Linked DNA regions of Homo sapiens: region 2 is linked to region 1. Evidence: read pairs that join two places in POLR2A ChIA-PET (ENCODE). Cell type or tissue: OCI-LY7. All regions are shown on one strand. Links, peaks and the distances in the headings refer to the core of each region. The heading gives the core; the rest is flanking DNA.

Evidence for each region. Peaks named below come from ENCODE experiments on the same cell type or tissue, not always from the same donor. Only the 100,000 strongest peaks of a DNase experiment are listed, where the experiment ranks them.
Region 2: POLR2A ChIA-PET joins it to region 1 with 6 read pairs; 3 of 35 experiments call an interaction of 5 or more read pairs at or near these places.

The regions. Positions count from the first base shown.
Region 1 is chr14:49,865,656-49,875,890 of GRCh38, reverse strand. LOC105378179 (a long non-coding RNA gene) reads left to right here and starts at 7,721. Exons shown (of 3, transcript XR_943839.3): 1 at 7,721-7,905. RefSeq lists a silencer at 7,507-7,696. In OCI-LY7, for the core only: no CTCF peak of the experiment used is centred there; a DNase peak (open chromatin) is centred at 5,760; H3K4me3 peaks cover 288 bases; H3K27ac peaks cover 968 bases.
Region 2 is chr14:50,156,523-50,166,757 of GRCh38, reverse strand. It overlaps SOS2 (SOS Ras/Rho guanine nucleotide exchange factor 2), which reads left to right. Exons shown (of 23, transcript NM_006939.4): 9 at 5,149-5,276; 10 at 6,672-7,327; 11 at 8,112-8,193; 12 at 9,637-9,759. Among named protein-coding and RNA genes, the nearest start is that of VCPKMT, 45 kb to the right of the region's middle. In OCI-LY7, for the core only: no CTCF peak of the experiment used is centred there; no DNase peak of the experiment used is centred there.

The sequences.
Region 1 (10,235 bases), core at 4,326-6,825:
TATTTTTAGTAGAGACGGGGTTTTGTCATATTAGCCAGGCTGGTCTCAAATTCTTGACATCATGTGATCCTCCTGCCTCCGCCTCCCAAATTGCTGGGATTACAGGCATTACAGGTGTGAGCCACTGCGCCCAACCTAGTAGCCTGTAATCATTAAGGAAATTGAATTTATAATTTTAAAACTGCCAAAAAAGAAATCTCATGACCCAGATGGTTATAGGATGCACCTTTATGTTCCAGGAGATTGCTACCCAACATTTTAATAGTTTCAGGATATATAAGAGGAGGGAATACTTCTCAGTTATTTTGTGAAGTTGATACTAAAACCAGATAATTCAGTACAAATAAGTGCACACACACACAAAGAATATAAAACTACAGACCTATATTTCTTTTCTTTTCTTTTTGTTTTTTTTTGAGACAGAGTCTCACTCTGTTGCACAGAATGGAGTGCAGTGGTGGGATCTCAGCTCACTACAAGCTCCGCCTCCCGGGTTCAAGCGATTCTCCTGCCTCAGCCTCCCGAGTAGCTGGTACTACAGGCGTGCGTCACCACGCTTAGCTAATTTTTGTATTTTTAGTAGAGATGGGGTTTCGCTATGTTGGCCAGGCTGGTCTCAAACTCCTGACCCTCATGATCTGCCTGCCTCGGCTTCCCAAAGTGCTGGGATTACAGGCTTGAGCCACCCTGCCCAGCTGGACCTGTATTTCTTTTTTCTTGTTTTTTTGAGACAGAGTCTCCCTCTGTTGCGATCCTGCTCACTGCAACCTCCACCTCCCAGGTTCAAGCAATTCTCCTACCTTAGCCTCCCGAGGAACTGGGACTACAGGCGTGTGCCACCATGCCTGGTTAATTTTTGTATTTGTATTTTATTATTATTATTATTAATTTATTTATTGAGATGGAGTCTTGCTCTGTCACCCAGGCTGAAATGCAGTGGCACAATCTCTGCTCCCTGCAACCTCCGCCTCCTGGGTTCAAGCAGTTCTCTTGCCTCAGCCTCCCAAGTAGCTGGGATTATAGGCACCCCCCACCACTCCCAGCTAATTTTTGTATTTTTAGTAGAGATGGGGTTTCACTATGTTGGCCAGGCTGGTTTCGAACTCCTGACCTCAAATGACCTCCCAAAGTGCTGGGATTACAAGTGTGAGCCATCTATATTAATAATTCATACAGATACAAAAATCTTAACAAAATATTAGCAAATAAAATTTAGCAGTGTATAAATATAATCATATACCACCATGAAATGGAGTTTATTTCAGGGATGCAAGAATGTTTGAATATTTGGAAATCATGTAATCCAATCAATCAATGGGATAAAGAAGAAAATTTGCCTATAATCCCAGCACTTTGGGAGGCTGAGGTGGGCGGATGACTTGAGGTCAGGAGTTCGAGACCAGCCTGGCCAACACTGCAAAACCCTGTCTCTACTAAAAACACAAAAATTAGCTGGGCTTGGTGACACGTGCCTGTAGTCCCAGCTACTCCAGAGGCTAAGGCAGTAGAAGTGCTTGAACCTGGGAGGCAGAGGTTGCAGTGAGCCGAGATCATGCCACTACTGTGCTCCAGCCTGGGCGACAGAGTGAGACTCTGTCAAAAAAAAAAAAAAAAAAAAAAAGAGAGAGAGAGAAAGACAGAAAGAAAGAGAGAGAAAGAAAGAAAGAAAATCACTTGATCATTTCTATGAAGGCAGAAAAAATATTTGACAAAATTTAGCACCTACTCATGGTATAAAATTTTATGAAAAACAGGAATAGAGAAGAACTTTCCCAATTTGATTTTTTTTAACCTCCAAAGAAAGAAAGAAAGAAAAGAAAAGAGGAAAGAAAAGAAAAGAATATCCCTACAGCTAACATACTTAATGGTAAAAAACTGAATGCTCTCTCACTAAGATCAGAACAAGGGAAGATGTTCAACCTCACTGGTCTCGTTCAACATGGTGCTCAAAGTTCTAGCCATGCATTAGGGCTAGAAAGTGAAATATTAATAAAAGGCATATAGATTGGGAAGGAAAAAATAAAACTTTTGCTACTTATAGAAGACGTTATTTCCTACATATAAAATCCCAAGAAATCTGAAAACACAAACCTCCCACAATAATTAACTGTATTTCAGCCAGGCATGGTGACTCACGCCTATATCCCAGCACTTTGAGAGGCCGAGGTGGGTGGATCATGAGGTCAGGCATTCGAGACCAGCCTGGCCAACATAGTGAAACCCTGTCTCTACTAAAAATACAAAAAATTAGCCGGGTCTGGTGGCAGGCACCTGTAATCCCAGCTACTCAGGAGGCTGAGGCAGGAGAATCACTTGAACCTGGGAGGCCGAGGTTGCAGTGAGCCGATATTGTACCACTGCACTCCAGCCTGGGGGACAGAGTGAGACTACGTCTCAAAAAAACAAATAATAATAATAATAATCAACTGTATTTTATATACTGGCAATAAACACATGGACACTAAAATTTTAAATACAATATTTGTATTCACTCAAAAAATTGAAATATACAGAATGTATATATCAAAAACTACAAAACACAAAAGAAATAAAATAATATCCAAACATATGGGAAGATACATTATGTTCATGGATTGGAAGATTCAGCATGGTAAAAAAATGTCAATTTCCTCCAGGTTTAGTGCAATTCCTATCAGAATCCTAGCAAGATTTATTTTGTAGATATAGACAAGATTATTCTAAAATTTATATGGAAATGCAAAGGAACTAAAATAGCTAAAACAATTTTCAAAAAGAAAAGTGGGACGAATCAGTCTACCCAATTTTAATATTTATCACATAGCTAGTAATCAAGACTTTGTCATCTTGATGGAGGGATAAGCAGATCAGTGACACACAACAGAGAACCCAGAAATGAACCCACACAGATATGCCCAACTGTTAAAATGTATGTAACATAAAATTTGCCATTTTAACCAATTTCTTTTTTCTTTTTTGTTTTTCTTTCTTTTCTTTTCTTTTTTTCTTTTTTCTTTTTTTTTTTTGAGACGGAGTCTTGCTCTGTCGCCCAGGCTGGAGTGCATTGGCATGATCTCAGCTCTCTGCAAGCTCCGCCTCCCGGGTTCATGCCATTCTCCTGCCTCAGCCTCCCAAGTAACTGGGACTACAGGTACCCACCACCAGGCCTGGCTAATTTTTTGTATTTTTAGTAGAGACAGGGTTGTTTCACCATGTTAGCCAGGATGGTCTCTATCTTCTGACCTTGTGATCCGCCCGCTTCGGCCTCCCAAAGTGCTGGCATTACAGGCGTGAGCCACCTCGCCCGGCCAACCATTTCAAGTGTATAATTCAGGAGCATCAATTACGCTCACAATATTGTACATCCATCACTACTATTTCCAAAACTTTTTCAACACCTCAAACAGAAATTCTATACCCATTAAGTAATAACTCCAGCCTGGGAAACATGGTGAAACACCATCTCTATAAAAAAAAAATGCAAAAAGTAGCCAGGTGTGGTGGTGCACACCTGTAGCCCCAGCTACCTTGGAGGCTGGAGGTGGGAGGATCACCTGAGCCAGGGGAGTTCAATGCTGCAGTGAGCCACTTCCCTCCAGCCTGGGTGACAGAGTAGGACCCTGTCTCAAAAAAATGAAAAGTAAGATAAGATAAAAATTCCTAATTCCCTACCCTAATTCCCAACCTCTGTCTACTTTCTATCTCTACATATTTGCCTATTCTACAGATTTCACACAAATGGATTTATTTGTCCTTCAGTGTCTGGCTTATTTCACTTTACATGTTTTCAAGGCTCATTTATGTTGTAGCATGCGTCAGAACCTTATTCCTTTTTATGGCTGAATATGAATATGCATCACATTTTGTTTACTTATTCATCTGTTGATGGACAGTTGAGTTGTTTCCACCTTTTGACTATTGTGAATAGTGCTGTGACAAACATTAATGCGAGTATCTCTTTGAGTACCTGCTTTTGGTTCTTTGTGGGGTCTGTACCTAGGAGTGGAATCACTCAATCATATGGTGATTGTATGTTTACATTTTTGAGGAACTGTCAAACTGTTTTTCACAGCAGCTGCACTATTTTACATTCCCGCTGGCAATGTATGAGAGTTCTAATTTCTCCACATCCTTGCCAACACTTGTTATTCTTTTCTTTGTTGTTTTTGTTTGTTTCATTGTTTTCAGATGAGGTCTTGCTATGTTGCCCAGGCCGGCCTGGAACTCCTCGGCTCAACAGATCCTCCCATCTCAGCCTCCTGAGTAGCTGGGACTACAGACATGCACCACCTGCCCAGTTCAACACTTGTTATTTTCTGTTTTGCTGTTGTTATTTTCGTGATCCTAGTAGGTAAGAAATTGTATCTCTTGTGGTTTTGATTGCATTTCCCCAATGACTAATGATGTAGAGTTAATGAATGAATGAATGAATGCACAAAGGGACCTACTATTTTAATAAATCTTATGCTCAAAAGGGGATAAATCACTCTTCTAGTTTATATTATTATTATAATGTACAAGAACATTAATATTTGTTTTTATAATGATAAATCATAATAGCATTTGTATATAATGGTTTTGATTATACAAATACTCTTGTAATATGCAATATTGTTTATCCATACATCACAGTGACTATAGACTGTCTCTTTTAACAATATTCTAACTAATGTGTAGTGGTTTTGCCTTTATTTGTTTCTTGCCACACCCTAGGCTATACTCCCCCTTGGAAAATGAGCTGTGTCACAAAATGAATTAGAACCTTGTCAGCAAGGGGTTTCAGCTGAACAGACACAGGCAGCTTGTGCCTTCAGTATTCTCTGTATAAATTGGACTGCTTTTCCAGTTCATTAGCCCTAAAAGCAAACACTGAGAAAAGTGTGAATTCCTTTGGTCATAAAATATACATATAGGCCGGGCGCGGTGGCTCACACGTGTAATCCCAGCACTTTGAAAGGCCTAGGCGGATGGATCACCTGAGGTTGGGAGTTCGAGACTAGCCTGACCAACATGGAGAAACCCTGTCTCTACTAAAAATACAAAAAAAAAAAAAAAAATTAGCTGGGTGTGGTGGTACATGCCTGTAATCCCACCTACTTAGGAGGCTGAGGCAGAAGAATCACTTGAACCCAGGAGGTGGAGGTTGAGTTGAGCCAAGATCACACCACTGCACTCCAGCCTGGGCAAAAAGAGTGAAACTCTATCTCAAAAAAGAAATGTATCATACACATAAACTGCCTGGTCACGGTGCCTCACGCCTGTAATCCCAGCACTTTGGGAGGCCGAGGCAGGCGGTTCACTTCAGGTTAGGAGTTTGAGACCAGCCTGGCCAACATAGCGAAACCCCGTCTCTACTGACAAAAAAAAAAAAAAAAATTAGCCAGGCGTAGTGGTGCACGTCTGTAATCCCAGCTACTCGGGAGGCTGAGGCAGGAGAATCGCTTGAACCCAGGAGGCAGAGATTGCAGTGAGCCGAGATCGTGCCACGGCACTCCAGCCTGGGCAACAGAGTGAGACTCCATCTCAGGAAAAAAAAAATCATACACATAAACCATAGTGTAACAGAATATATTTTTAATTATTAACAATGTGAATTGTGATGACATACTGTATGTGTAATGTATCCCCTAGCAAGTACCTATGGTGCTATTTGTTCAACCACCACATCATAAACTCTCAACAAAGTAATATTTAAAAACTGTCTAAACCACACCCATGAAAGCTTAAAATTTCCCCCTCTAAAATAAAAGAAGTGAAAGTAGACTGTCATATGAACCTCAAAAGGCCATTTACAGCCTCAATGTTCCTCCATTTGTTCATAAGGGGAGGAGGTCTAGGGGAAGATATTACTCTATGTGGAGGTGGTGAGGAGAGTAATATCTTCCCCTAGACCTAGGGAAACCCTAGGATTTTTATACTAATCATGGCTGGGGCCAGAGGACATGCAAAATTAGACATTAACCCAGTCATTCTTCTACTCAGAAATTATGTCCTCTCTTCCAGGTCCAAGATGAATAGACATAAACCTATATATGATTAAACTGTTTGCATCATGTCAAGCAAATTGTTTCATTTTTTACACTTTTATTCTCAAAACTATTATTTTTCCCCCATATTAACTAATAGTTGACACACTGGGACACCTAGCACATAGCAGATCTCAATACTTATTTGTTGAATGAGTAAATGAATGGTTTAGGCAAATAATGTTATCCTGATCCTCTTACCTTAGTCAGTGAAAGCTGTATGCAATTTAAAGTATTTGTTTTCCTACCACAATCTAGGCACGTTCAAATATATATGTATATATATATACACACACACACACACACACACATATATATATATATATATATATATATATATATATACACACACATATATATTTGTTTTTGAGACAGAGTTTCGCTCTTATTGCCCAGGCTGGAGTGCAATGGCGCGACCGCGGCTCACTGCAACCTCTGTCTCCCGGGTAGCTGCGATTACAGGCGCCCGCCACCACGCCCGGTTAATTTTTTGTATTTTTAGTAGAGACAGGGTTTCACCATGTTGGCCAGGCTGGTCTCGAACTCCTCACCTCAGGTGATCCACCCACCTCCGCCTCCCAAAGTGCTGGCATTACAAGCGTGAGCCACCCAACCGGCCGGCCAGTTCAAATGTGTTAACCTCAGCGTATAATCAGCTTGGAGAATAGAAAGTCAAAGAAAGGCAAATCAATTTGCCAATTATTCTGAATGGTGACATTAGCCTAAATCTACAGAGTCCCCAAACAAAAGAAGCACTCTTCAAAGTTAGCTAATGAAAATGAAGCATTTTAAATATTTTCAAAATGAATAAATTAAATACAACATAAAGCTTTTACCACATTGGTGTGAACAGATAGAATCAATAGTTGGATAAAGTGTGTTAAATATCAGGATATTAATGTATGGAGTTTTGGTTTGGGGACATGATTTATTACACGTCAGATCAGAATCAACGTAATAAATAGTCGTGTTGTAATGGAGTTCTACTAAGATCTAAAATGTCAAAACATTTCGGCAGAACTGTCATATGGAAATCAAAGCATATTCAAATGGGAGAAAATAGACCCCGCAAGTTTATTTATAGGCCTAGCAGTGTAACATTGGATAAGTAACTTCAACTGTTCACTCTTAGGATTTATTCTGATATTTAAAAGCCTGTCACAAGAAATGTGTTTCTGGATCGATTAAATATTGTGTATCAACCATATTAAAGGCTCTTCCTACACGCAGGGTGTTGTCGAGAAGAAAACGTGTTTTCTGTCAAACTGTAATTCCGGTTAATCCACCGCTCGTTTATTAAATGTAACTGAATCAGGGACAACCCACGGGGTATGTCCTGAAATGCACATAACAACCCGTCGCAATGAAAATCCTGCCAGCAGCAGTAGATGACTCCGCTGCAGCGAGCTGCGAATAGGCATTGTGTCAAGGGTGGGGAAACTCCGGGCGCCGTGGGAGGACGTAGCTCAGGGTTGAACCGCCACACCCAGGTGACCGAGCTCACGCTGGGTAATTTGTCGGCCAGGCACTCTGGCAGCCTGCCTCTTCACCGCGCCCCGCCGGCGGCCCCGCCTCCCTCCCCTCCCAGTTGCTGGCTGCCCCACCTCTTCCACACCCCAACTGCGGCCCCGCCTCCCGCCCGCCCACTTGCTGGTGGCCCCGCCTCTCCCACGCCCCGCCTCTCCCACGCCCCGCCTCTCCCACACCCCGCCGACAGTCCCGCCTCTCCCCGACGCTTCCGCCGGCGGCCCAGTCCCTTGCCCTGGGACCCCAGCCTGTAGTGTTTGGAGACCCCGGCTCCTCTTCTATTTCTCTTGATCTGGGGTCCGGCTGGCGATAGTGTCCGCGGTGCGCCCCTTTCTCTTGGTCGTTTATGACCTCCACGTCGTCTTTTCTTCAGGTGCGTTGGGCCCCCTCCTCGGGTGTTCTCTCACGGCCCAGCAATCAGGGCCTGTGCGGCTCAAGTTCAGCCTCAGCTTTGTCTGGTACCCCTTCCCTGGTGAGAGCTGAGAACTCAAGGACCAGACTCAACCTGCCCACAAGCTTTCTTCCCTTACCAGGGCAGAAAGCCTTTTCGTATGACTCCATGCTCTTTAACGTCTCCAAAGGACTAATTTACAAACTTTTGAGCTCTATGGCATGGAGTTTTTTGTAGACAGATTGAGACATCCCATTTCAGATGAGGTTATTATCTACTCCAATGTTCAGTGCCACAAAATTAACTTTCATACAGGTTACTTTTTTTTTTTTTTTTTTTGAGACGGAGTCTTGCCCAGACTGGAATGCAGTTGCACGTCTCGGCTTACTGCAACCTCCTCTTCCCGGGTTCAAGCGATTCTCCTGCCTTAGCCTCCTGAATAACTGGGACTACAGGCGCGCGCCACCAGGCCAGGCTAATTTTTGTATTTTTAGTAGAGATGGGGTTTCACCATGTTGGCCAGGCTGGCCTCGAACTCCTGCCCTCAAGTGATCCGCCTGCCGGGGCCTTACAAAGTGCTAGGATTACAGGCGTGAGCCACTGCGCGCGGCCGTATAGAGGTTACATTTTGAACAAGCAAAGCCCCATATAGCCAGACACGGCCTTGTTTTTTGCACTGTTAAAAAAGCAAACGGCTGGCCGGGCGCGGTGGCTCACGCCTGTAATCCCAGCACTTTGGGAGGCCGAGGCGGGCGGAACACGAGGTCAGGAGATCGAGACCATCCTGGCTAACACGGTGAAACCCCGTCTCTACTGAAAAAACAAACAAAAAAGCTGGGCGTGGTGGCGGGCTCCTGTAGTCCCAGCTAGCTACTCGAGAGGCTGAGGCAGGAGAATGGCGTGAACCCGGGAGCCGAAGCTTGCAGTGAGCTGGGATCGCGTCACTGCACTACAGCTTTGGCGACAGAGCGAGACTCCGTCTCAAAAAAAAAAAAAAAAAAAAAAAAAGCAAACGGCTGATTCGAGGTTGTGCATAACTGACTTAGCACTGGATACTATGCCGATCACTAATTCATAAAACAATAAAGGTGAAATATATAGAATAGTAAAGTGATTAGTGTGACTGATAGTGGTTCAATTTAAATAGTCATAAATTATGATGCACCAAATCAAAAGATTATAGGGCCACCTGGCCGGGAGCAGTGGCTCACACCTGTAATCCCGGCACTTTGGGAGGCGGGCAGATCACCTGAGGCCAGGAGTTCGAGACCAGCCTGGCCAACATGGTGAAACCCCCATCTCTACTAAAAATACAAAAATTAGCTGGGTGTGGTGAAGCCTGCCTGTAGTCCCAGCTACTCAGGAGGCTAAAGCAGGAGAATCATTTGAACTGGGAAGGTGGTGGTTGCAGTGAGCTGAGACGCGCTACTGCACTCCACCCTGGGAGACAGAGCAAGACTCTGTCTCAAATAATAATAATAATAAAAGATTATACTGCCACCAAAAACATAGTAACATGTGGGAAAGAAAAGCAAGACACAGATGTTTTATTTACAACATAATTATAATAAAAATAGGTATGCATGGCCGGGCGTGGTGGCTCATGCCTGTAAGCCCAGCACTTTGGGAGGCTGAGGCGGGTGGATCACCTAAGATCAGGAGTTCGAGACCAGCCTGGCTAACATGGTGAAACCCCGTTTCTACTAAAAATACAAAAAATTAGCTGGGCATGGTGGCACGTGCCTGTAATCCCAGCTGCTCTGGAGGCTGAGGCAGGAGAATCACTTGAACCCAGGAGGCGGAGGTTGCAATGAGCTGAGATCACACCATTGCACTCTGGCTTGGGCAAGCGGAGCGAAACTTCGTCTCAAAAAATAAATAAATAACAAAAATAAAAATAGGTATGCATATAAATACAGATTGTAGAAGAATACAGAACTCAAACTAGAAAATCAGACTCTTCTTAGAGGATACTGAGGATGGTTCATCCCATTGGGGTGCCCTGTAGATACCTGGAGCTCTTTTGGTTCCTGCTCTGAGTTCTGCTTATCCAGGATTTTCTTCTGGGAACCTCCCTCTATTAGTTAGAGTACAGAGTATGCTGTAATAATAAAGAGACCCCAAAATATAGTGATTGAATTAAGATGGAAGCTTATTTCTCATCTAACAGTCCAGAGGTAGGAGTGGTGGAGGCTATAGGGTGGATCAGCTTCATTAATTCATCCATGGACTCTGCTGTTTTGGTTTTATTTTGGTTTGGTTTGGTTGTTTTTTTTTTTTTGTTTTGTTTTGTTTTGTTTTGTTTTCCAATC
Region 2 (10,235 bases), core at 4,317-6,816, 290 kb before region 1:
ATTCCCCTTGCTGTGGGCACATATGTCCATAGTAGATGTAGCATTTGGTAGGAGTTTCAAGAAAAGCAGGGTAAATATTTCAGTGAATTCTCATACAGAGTTAAGAAAAAACTTACATGAAATATAAAATCTTAGACAGGATACACTTATAGACAACTAAGGATAATGATGAGTATCAGGTAGCAAGGAATATATTCTTCAGCTAGGTTCATAAGATATTACCCATTAAAGCTAGGCGCGGTGGGTCATGCTTGTAATCCTAGCACTTTAGGAGGCCAAGGAAGGTGGATTGCTGGAGCTCAGGAATTTGAGACCAGCCTGGGCAACATGGCCAAACCCCATCTCTACAAAAAATTCAAAAATTAGCTGGATGTGGTGGCAATGCCTGTAGTCCAAGCTACTCAGGGGTTGGGGGGTTAAGGCAGGAGGATCGCTTGAACCCGGGACATCGAGGATGCAGTGAGCCGAGATCGTGCCACTGCATTCCAGCCTAGTTGACAAAGTGAGACTTTATCTCAAAGAAAAAGAAAAGATATTACCCATTAATAAACAATCACTTTTATTTTTAATTTTAAGCATATGTAGCAAGGGTATCTTTTCTCTTTGACCTCTTTTCCAGAGTACACTCATTTCATTTTATTTCTTAAACTCAGTAGTTATCCAGTTTGTTTTCAACATAGAAAGAATCCCTTTCAACTCAGTGGTCATCAGATTTAGACACAGACCAGTGTTTTGCGTAGCTGTGTCTGGTGTCATGGTAGAGCCACGGGGTATTAGTGTAGCAAAAAAGCAGAGACTTTGGGGTCAGAGCTCCTGGGTTTGGATATAAACTCTCCTATTTATATTGGGCAAATTACTTAATTTCTCTGTGCCTCATTTCCTTCATCTGTAACATATGATTATAGTACCTCGTGTTACAGAGTTGTAATAAAAATTAAATAAGCTAATGCATAAAAGAGCGTGCACAGAGCAGAGCTCAAAAAACATTCATTATTGGTCTAAATACTTAACAAAATCATACAGTAGTCATTTATTCCAGTTACTTCTGACAACCACCTAGTGGATACCTACCACATGCAGGTAAACTGAAAAGGAATAAAACGTGTCCCTAGGCATTAAGATGTTTACAATTTAGTGAAGAAAATAGATGTCAAACAAATAATTACAATATTATAAGAGCCTAATAGAGGTAGTACTATGAGATCAATGAAGCAGGAGTTACTAGCTCTGCTTAGGGAAGGCAGAAAAAAATTCCTATTGATTTTTCCTTTGTTCAGTGGAGTAAAAAAAAATACATAATGGTTTTGGGTATTCGTCCTACTGAGAGAGAGAACAGTGTGTGCGCGGGTGTGTGTGTCCTTATTTATTTGCGGGAGTCATGAAAGACAAATGCTTAGGAACTCTCCAGAATAAAAGAGACAATAGAAACATGACAATTTAGTGCTTCACTGACCAGTTCCTGTTTTGGGGGAAAATATTACCTTAAAGGATGTTATTAAAACAGTTGGCAAAATTGGAATATACACTATAGATTAGATTATGCAGTAGATTACTCGGTGTTAAATTTCCTGAAGTTGATCACTATACTGTGATTCTGTAAAAGAAAATCCTTGTTGTAAGATGAGCTATGAGAAATATTAAAGGAGTAAAGGAGAATGATACTATTTGAGAGTAATTTGTGATACATTTGACTTTTCCTTATATTCCAAAAACTACTGCAAAACCATTCAGCCGTAGTCCCCCTTCCTCTGGAAGGAACTGAGTGGATAGTATCACAACTACTAAAAAAACGATCTGCACACACTGGCACACAGAATGATGAAGCATGTGACAAAATGTTAAAAATTGGTGATTCAGAGTATTACAGGAGTTATTTGTGTTACTTTTACAACTTTTCTATAAATTTGATATTTCAAAAGAAAAAATTTAAGAGGGAAAAGGCATAATCAGAAGGCATCTTCAAGAGGAAGCATTTCAACTGTATCCTAGTGGCTAAATTCACCGGGTGGATAAGGAGGTCAGAGACTGTTGTGTAGAAAGCGAATGGGGGCATGAAAGTACATTACTTGTTTGCACATAGTTCAGTACAGTAATTTTTCTTTTCTTTTTCTTTCTTTTTTTTTTTTGGAGACAGAATCTCGCCTTATCACCCAGGCTGGAGTGCAGTGGTGCTATCTTGGCTTACTGCAATCTCCACCTCCTAGGTTCAAGTGATTCTCATGCCTCAGCCTCCTGAGTAGCTGGGATTACAGGCATGCACCACCACGTCCAGCTAATTTTTTTTTGTATTTTTTATTTTTATTTTCATTTTTTTGCGGGGGACAGAGTCTCACTCTGTCACCCAGACTGGAGTGTAATGGCACAATCTCAGCTCACTGTATTCTCTACCTCCCATGCTTAGGTCATCCTCTCACCTCAGCCTCCCAAATAGCTGGGACTACATGTGCACATCACCACGCCCGGCTAATTTTTGTATTTTTTGTAGAGACAAGGTTTCTCCGTGTGGTCAGGCTGGTCTTGAACTCCTGGGCTCAAGTGATCTGCCCGCCTTGGCCTCCCAGTATGTTGGGATTACAAGTGTGAGCCACCTTGCCTGGCCCAGTAATTTCTGTGTAAGATGTTTGGAACACATTCTTTTAAGTATCTGTAGAATATTAGTTGGATATTCATTAATATGATGTTTATCAAATCTCACTGCTGAAAATTCAAGAAATATTTAGCAAATTATCAGATTATTATGCCAAACAGAGCCGTTGTTTAATATACTTCCATTACCAGGAAATCCCACTCTAAATATCCTCAATTTTGTTCTCCTTTACAGCTTATAATTATTACATGGTTATTTAAAAATGACACGTGGAAGAGTTTGAGCAGCCTTAAGACCAAGTAGACAATGAAAATCATACCTTTTTGGTAGGATATCACTACTGGTGATAATTTAGATATTTGGATAAACAAAAACAAGAATAAAACAGTTCTAATTAAGTGTTTGATGTCATCAACATTCATATTTATTAAAGAAATATTTTAGAGTGGAGCTGAGAAGACTTTCTGTAAGAAATCTTTAAAGCAGCAAAATAAGTGATTTTGCCAGTAACTTTCACCTGTAGAAGTCAGAATAACCAAGCACAGATCTTTTTTCAAACTTTCTATGATATTTTGACTTTGCTTCCATCCTTTCTATTGCTTAGTCTAGAGATTAAGGTATTACTTCTAATAATAGTCATTTACATTATTTATGTTGCTAATCTCTTGATGACAAGACCTCTACATGTGTCTTGAAATAAAATCAAATGGCTCTGTGCTTCATATAGAGACTAATTTCTAAGACATAAATAAAAGGTAATGGACAAAGTTGTCAAACAATAGCCAGTTAGTTCTTTGCTGAGGAAAGGGAACCATTGCTGAATGCTTTTGAGATTGCTCTTGGAATATAAGGAAAATTTTAATTTATCACAAAATCTCTAATAAGTTAAAGATCACAAAATAGATTTAAGTTTTTAAAAATTTTCTGAAGTGATCATAATTCCCCATATCCTTGCATAAATATATATTTATAAATACATAATATATATAATATCTATATGATGTTCCACTTTGAACTCTTCTTTCAAAAGATTAAAACAGTTTGAGGGCAGCCTGGGCAGCATAGTGAGACCCCATCTCTACAGAAAAATTAAAAAAAAAAATTAGCCAAGCATGGTGGCACACATCTGTAGTTCTAGCTACTTGGGAGGCTGAGATGGAAGGATCACTTGAGTCCAGGAGGTTGAGGCAAGGCTGCAGTGAGCCATGATCACCTCACCGTATTCCAGTTTGGGTGACAGAGTGAGACCCTGTCTCAAAAAAAAAAAAAAAAATCAAAACATTGGAGCACAATACAATACAATCTGAATTATTTATTATAAGTAAATTTGCTTTCTTTCTGAGAGTGAAATACAAGAGAACATTTTGGGGCAAATGAAATAGAACCAGAGTTTTAGAGATTAATAAGTCAGTTTCTAAATCTTCTAAAGATTGAGATAGAATTAATTTTCATGGTTTCTTGACATTTCATATTGTAAAAAATAGCAGTGGAATCCTTTGAGAGATGCTGTTTACGGAAAAGTTTATGATAGATTGAAGTGTTAAAAGTTAGTACCCTTGATTATGTTATATAACAAAGATTTGTAAACTTGAAATTGCTAAAACAAAGTAATCATTAGAGAATATGAAATAGTTTATAGTTACTTATTTTCTCTATTCATAGTTGCTAATGAATAAAAGTAAGTTGTAAGCTTCATGCTTTAGGTGTTTTAAACTTTTTAAATATGTTTGGAAAATGTGGCCTGGCACAGTGGCTCACACTTGTAATTTCAACACTTTGGGAGGCAGAGATGGGAGGATAGCTTGAGTCCAGGAGTTTGGGACCAGCCTAGTGAGACCCTATCTCTACAAAAAATAAAAATAAAAAAATTAGCTGGATGTGGTGGCATGCAACTGTGGTCCCAGCTACTCGGGAAGCCTTATGCCCAGGAGATCGAGGCTGCAGTTAGCCCTGCCACTGTATTCCACCCTTGGTGACGGAGTGAGTAAGACCCTGTCTCAAAAAAATAAAAAATAAAAATAAAATGTCCGAATGGTTTTTACAGTTGCTTTTTTTTTTCCTGATTACTATGCTCATGTTAGTTTATATCTGTATTGTGTTTATGTTTATAGAAAGAAGGTTGGGCCAGGACTGGTGGCTCATACCTGTAATCCCAGCACTTTGGGAGGCAGAGGCAGAAGGATAGCTTGAGCAGGTGTTCAAGACCAGCCTGGGAGACATAGCGAGACCCTGTCTCTACAGAAATTTTAAAAATTAGCTGGGTGTGGTGGCATTCGCCTGTGGTCTCAGCTACTTGAGAGGCTGAGAGTGGAGGATCATTAGAACCCAGGAGCTCAAGGCCACAGTGAGTGAGATCCTGTTTCAAAAAAAAAAAAAAAAAAGAAAGAAAAAGGGTTGGTTTGAGAGGGCAGTAGGTATATATAAAATTATAGCTGTTTTTATTAAGTATATATAAAATTAACTTAGAGTTGATAATATTTGTTGCTGCTTTTTCTATTACTAGAAAGTTGGGGGAAGAATCAAACAATGCAGTTTTGATTTTTCTTTCTGTTTTTTCTTAGCAATTGAAAGCATGTAGTGAAGAACAAGAAGACAGAGAATGTTTGAACCAAGCTATTACTGCTCTCATGAATCTCCAAGGTAGCATGGACCGAATTTACAAGCAGTATTCACCTAGACGTCGACCTGGGTAATTCCAAAGTGTTGAAAACGTGAATGCCTCTGCTTACTTCGCTGTCTCTGATGCCTGGTTTTCAAAGAAGTGTGATTTATTGTGATAGTTACATTATTGAAAGTTGTGCTTGTCATACTTTTATATACTTTTATGTTGGTCTTTTACTCTCTTTTTTCCTTTTCCTTTCCTTTTTTTTTTTTTGAGAAGGAGTCTCTCTTGCCCAGGCTGGAGTGCAGTGGTGTAATCTCAGCTCACTGCAACCTGCAGCCTTAGCCTCCTGCGTTCCAATGATTCTCCTGCCTTCGCCTCCCAAGTAACTGGAACTACAGGAGCCCACCACCATGCCCAGCTAATTTTTGTATTTTTAGTAGAGACGGGGTTTTACCGCGTCGGCCAGACTGGTCTCAAACTCCTGACCTCAGCCTCCCAAAGTGCTCGGATTACAGGTGTGAGCCGCTGCGCCCAGCCTTTTTTTCTTTTTTTTAAGAGACAGGGTCTCACTCTGTTGCCCAGGCTGGAGTGCAGTGATGTGATCTCAGCTCACAGCAGCCTCAACCTCCTGGGCTCAAGCAGTCCTCCTGCCTCAACCCTCTGGAGTAGCTGGGACTCGAGTAGCTGGGTGGCACATGCCAACACACCTGCCTAATTTTTGTATTTTTTGTTGAAATAGGGTTTTGCTATGTTGCCCAGGCTGGTCTTGAACTCCTGGGCTCAGGTGATCTGCCTGCTTTGGCCTCCCAGAGTGTTGAGATTGCAGGTCTGAGCCACTGCACCTGGCCAACCCAGCCTAGTCTTAAGATTAGCATTGTTGGCTGGGCACGGTGGCTCACGCCTATAATCCCAGCACTTCGGGAGTCCAAGGTGGGCAGATCGCCTGAGGTCAGGAGTTTGAGACCAGCCTGGCCAACATGGTGAAACCCCATCTCTACTAAAAATACAAAAATTAGCCAGGCGTGGTGGCAGGCACCTGTAATCCCAGCTACTCGGGAGGCTGAGGCAGGAGAATCACTTAAACCTGGGAGGGGGAGGTTGCAGTGAGCCAAGATCGTGCCATTGCATTCCAGCCTGGGGGACAAGAGCTCCAAAAAAAAAAAAAAAAAAAAAAAAAAAAAAAAAAGATTAGCATTGTTATATTATTAGGATAGACTTAATAAATGTTTAAAAATATAATCTATGAAAGAAATTTAGGATTTTTTGTAATTTTAGTTCTTATAGAGCCAGTAGTACTTCTCTTTCATAATAATGAAATTGAGGGCTGTATTATTTAGTGGCAAAGTTAGAACTAAATGCTGTGCGTAAAAGCTACTGTTTGGTTATTTAATATTTTACTCACTTGATTTGAGATGGTTTATGCTTGAAACCATTTGGGTTGCTAGCTGTTGAATAAGCTATATTGTTTGTTTTTTCTAGAGATCCTGTTTGCCCTTTTTATAGTCACCAATTAAGAAGCAAACACCTGGCTATCAAAAAAATGAATGAAATTCAGAAAAATATCGATGGATGGGAAGGCAAAGATATTGGACAGTGTTGTAATGAATTCATTATGGAGGGACCATTGACAAGAATCGGTGCCAAACATGAACGGCATATTTTTCTGTTTGATGGCTTAATGATCAGTTGTAAACCTAATCATGGCCAGACTCGGCTTCCAGGTTACAGTAGTGCAGAATACAGGTTAAAAGAAAAATTTGTCATGAGGAAAATACAAATTTGTGATAAAGAAGATACTTGTGAGCACAAGCATGCATTTGAATTAGTATCCAAAGATGAGAACAGCATAATATTTGCTGCTAAGTCTGCTGAAGAAAAAAACAACTGGATGGCAGCCCTTATTTCTCTTCATTATCGTAGTACTCTAGATCGAATGTTAGATTCAGTATTATTGAAAGAAGAAAATGAGCAACCACTGAGATTACCAAGTCCTGAAGTATATCGTTTTGTAGTAAAAGACTCTGAGGAAAACATTGTTTTTGAAGACAACTTGCAAAGTAGAAGTGGCATCCCCATTATTAAAGGAGGAACTGTAGTGAAATTAATTGAAAGGTTAACATATCATATGTATGCAGGTATGTGAAACTCATTACAACTGCTGACCTAGGGCCTGGGACCCAAAAGCTTTTTAAGGATGCTCAAAAATATTTGAGGCTTGGGGAAAAAATGGATTGCCTCCAAAATATAAAAATACTGCAAAAACAAAAGGAATAAATAAGAGAAGGAATTAAAGGTCTAAAAATGTAATATTGTTAACTTCATTAATTATTGAATAAATATTCATAAAATATGCATATTCATGAATTTTTTTTTTTTGAGACAGAGTCTTGCTCTGTTGCCCAGGCTGGAGTGCAGTGGCGCTATCTCTGCTCACTGCAAGCTCCACCTCCTGGGTTCACGCCATTCTCCTGCCTCAGCCTCCCGAGTAGCTGGGACTATAGGCGCCCGCAACAATGCCCGGCTAATTTTTTTTTTCTTTATTTTTAGTAGAGATGGGGTTTCACCGTGTTAGCCAGGATGGTTTCGATCTCCTGACCTCGTGATCCGCCCACCTCGGCCTCCCAAAGTGCTGAGATTATAGGCGTGAGCCACCTCACCCAGCCATATTCATGAATTTCAAATTTGAAAACAATCCTCGCTTATTAAGGATATACCATAGTATATTCTCTATGTCAGTATTTCTCTATGTATGGCAGGGATACCATGGTATCCTGCCAGTACCATGATTGTTAGGAAAAGCCACAATCTGAGGAGCCAAAGTAAAAAGAAAAAGGGAGGAAGGCCTCCAAATATGGTACTTTGAGTTAATTAAACTGAATACATTAAACATGAAACCTATTTTATGCTCTGCCTTTTCAGATCCCAATTTTGTTCGTACTTTTCTTACCACATATCGTTCATTTTGTAAACCACAGGAATTGCTGAGCTTACTGATTGAACGGTAAGAAAAATATGTATTTCAGTTATATTGACATTTTGTGAAAAATTAACTGTATTTTGTAAAGTGCCTAGTACCTAATAAATACTCAAGTTAATTATTGAACATATTTTATTTGGCATTAAATTGGCAGTATTACTATTCTCTTCAAATGGAGTACTCCCTAAAATCTGTTTATAAACACAGATCTTTTCAGCTCTTAGAAATATTTCAAGTGGTAATCAGAAAGACTAATTTAGAGGATGAAAGCACTATATTTTAATGAATATTGTTCTGTGTAATAAAATGATATTTTCTTAAAAGAGACTTTTCTACTTACCACTATTTTTTTTTTTGGACCGTAGACTACTTTGCCAAATACTTTCCACTTTTAAAACAAACTTGTTATGAAAACTTTCAAAACACATACAAGAGCAGATACAAGAATATAATAAACCCATTTATTCATCAACCACCTTCAGTAATTATCAACTCATTGTTTCATCTGTTTCCCTACAAATTTAAACACCCCACCCCATGATTATTTTGAAGTAGATCCTAGACAACATAATTCATCTATAAATATTTTTCTATGTATCTCTAGAAAATACGGGATCATTTTTAATAATCAGATATCATTATTAAACCTAAAAAATCAGCAATTCCTTTATTATGATTAACTTTTAAAAATTAGTGTTGGGTTGAATTTGTTTTACCTAGTATTATAGTGGCATTTTAAATGTTTTATAGTTTAAAATGTAGAATCTGGACTCCAGAATGATTTTTAGTTTTACGTTTTAAAACTTACTAAAACTTATTATTATACCAAAGCTTATTAACTGTATTATCAAGATATAATTCTAGATCTCTATCACTATGTTGTTTTATCAAACTAAATTTACCAGACTGAGTCAGTGTAATGTGCTATGAGGATCTACTTAGTTGTTTCCATGTCCAGAATAAGGAAAGCACACGTTAGACTTATAGTTTAGCTGTATTTCCTATGTTTGAGCAAGGTTTTTTATCTTTATCTTATCCACTTAGGTAAATTATTTAAATATTGTTAAATATTCGGTTTTGGCCCTCTCTTTGAATTTGTACTCATTTAAATAAATTTATTAGCCTACTTTCATTTTAATAATATAAATATTAAAGACATTGTTAGATAAGCAATTTCTGTCATGTTCTTTAAATTCCTTATGAATTCTTTCCTTGGCTCTTTTCCCTGGACCTTTTCTGTATTATCAGTGCTAAAAGACAAAACTTTAGTTTTTATAAAAGTAAGAATACAAAACGTCAGTTTTGTATAGCCAAAGGACAGTTTTTTGTAGTATATCATACCTCAAGGGAAGTTTAACAGTAATCCACTTTTCGTGGAAGTGGTAGGAAAGAAGGTTGCTTGCTGTTTTCCTCCTTGTATTTTCATTATGTATGAACGGATTTTTCTCCTTTTGCTTTTCTTCTTAGGTTTGAAATTCCAGAGCCAGAACCTACTGACGCAGACAAATTGGCAATAGAGAAAGGCGAGCAGCCAATCAGTGCAGACCTTAAAAGATTTCGCAAGGAATATGTCCAACCAGTACAACTTAGGTTTGGCTTGAATATTTTTTATATATATATATATACACATATATATACACACACACACACATTTTATGTGTCAGTTTTCAATATATAGTTAACACAAAAGCTCTCAGCTTTTAATTCAAATATAGGGAATATTTTTAACTTCACAGCAGTTAAGTTAAACTAAAAGAGTTCTTTCTCAGTGAAGCTATTCTTAAATACCCTGAAGAAATTCAAATATTTAAATATCCTATGTTTGCATCACATATCTCTGGCATGTGATATGTTATGCTTACGTATCAGGATACCTATTTTTTATTGTAAGTAAAAATTATAAAATTTCATGTGAGCTTTCCTGCTGTCAACCTTTTTTCACACTTTTTTCCTTCATTTCCCTTTGCGATCATACAGTAATCCTGGCTTTTTTTACAATTTATAATATTTGTGGAAGTTCTAGCCCTTTTCCCACTTATCTCTCACAAAATATATAGACATTTGTT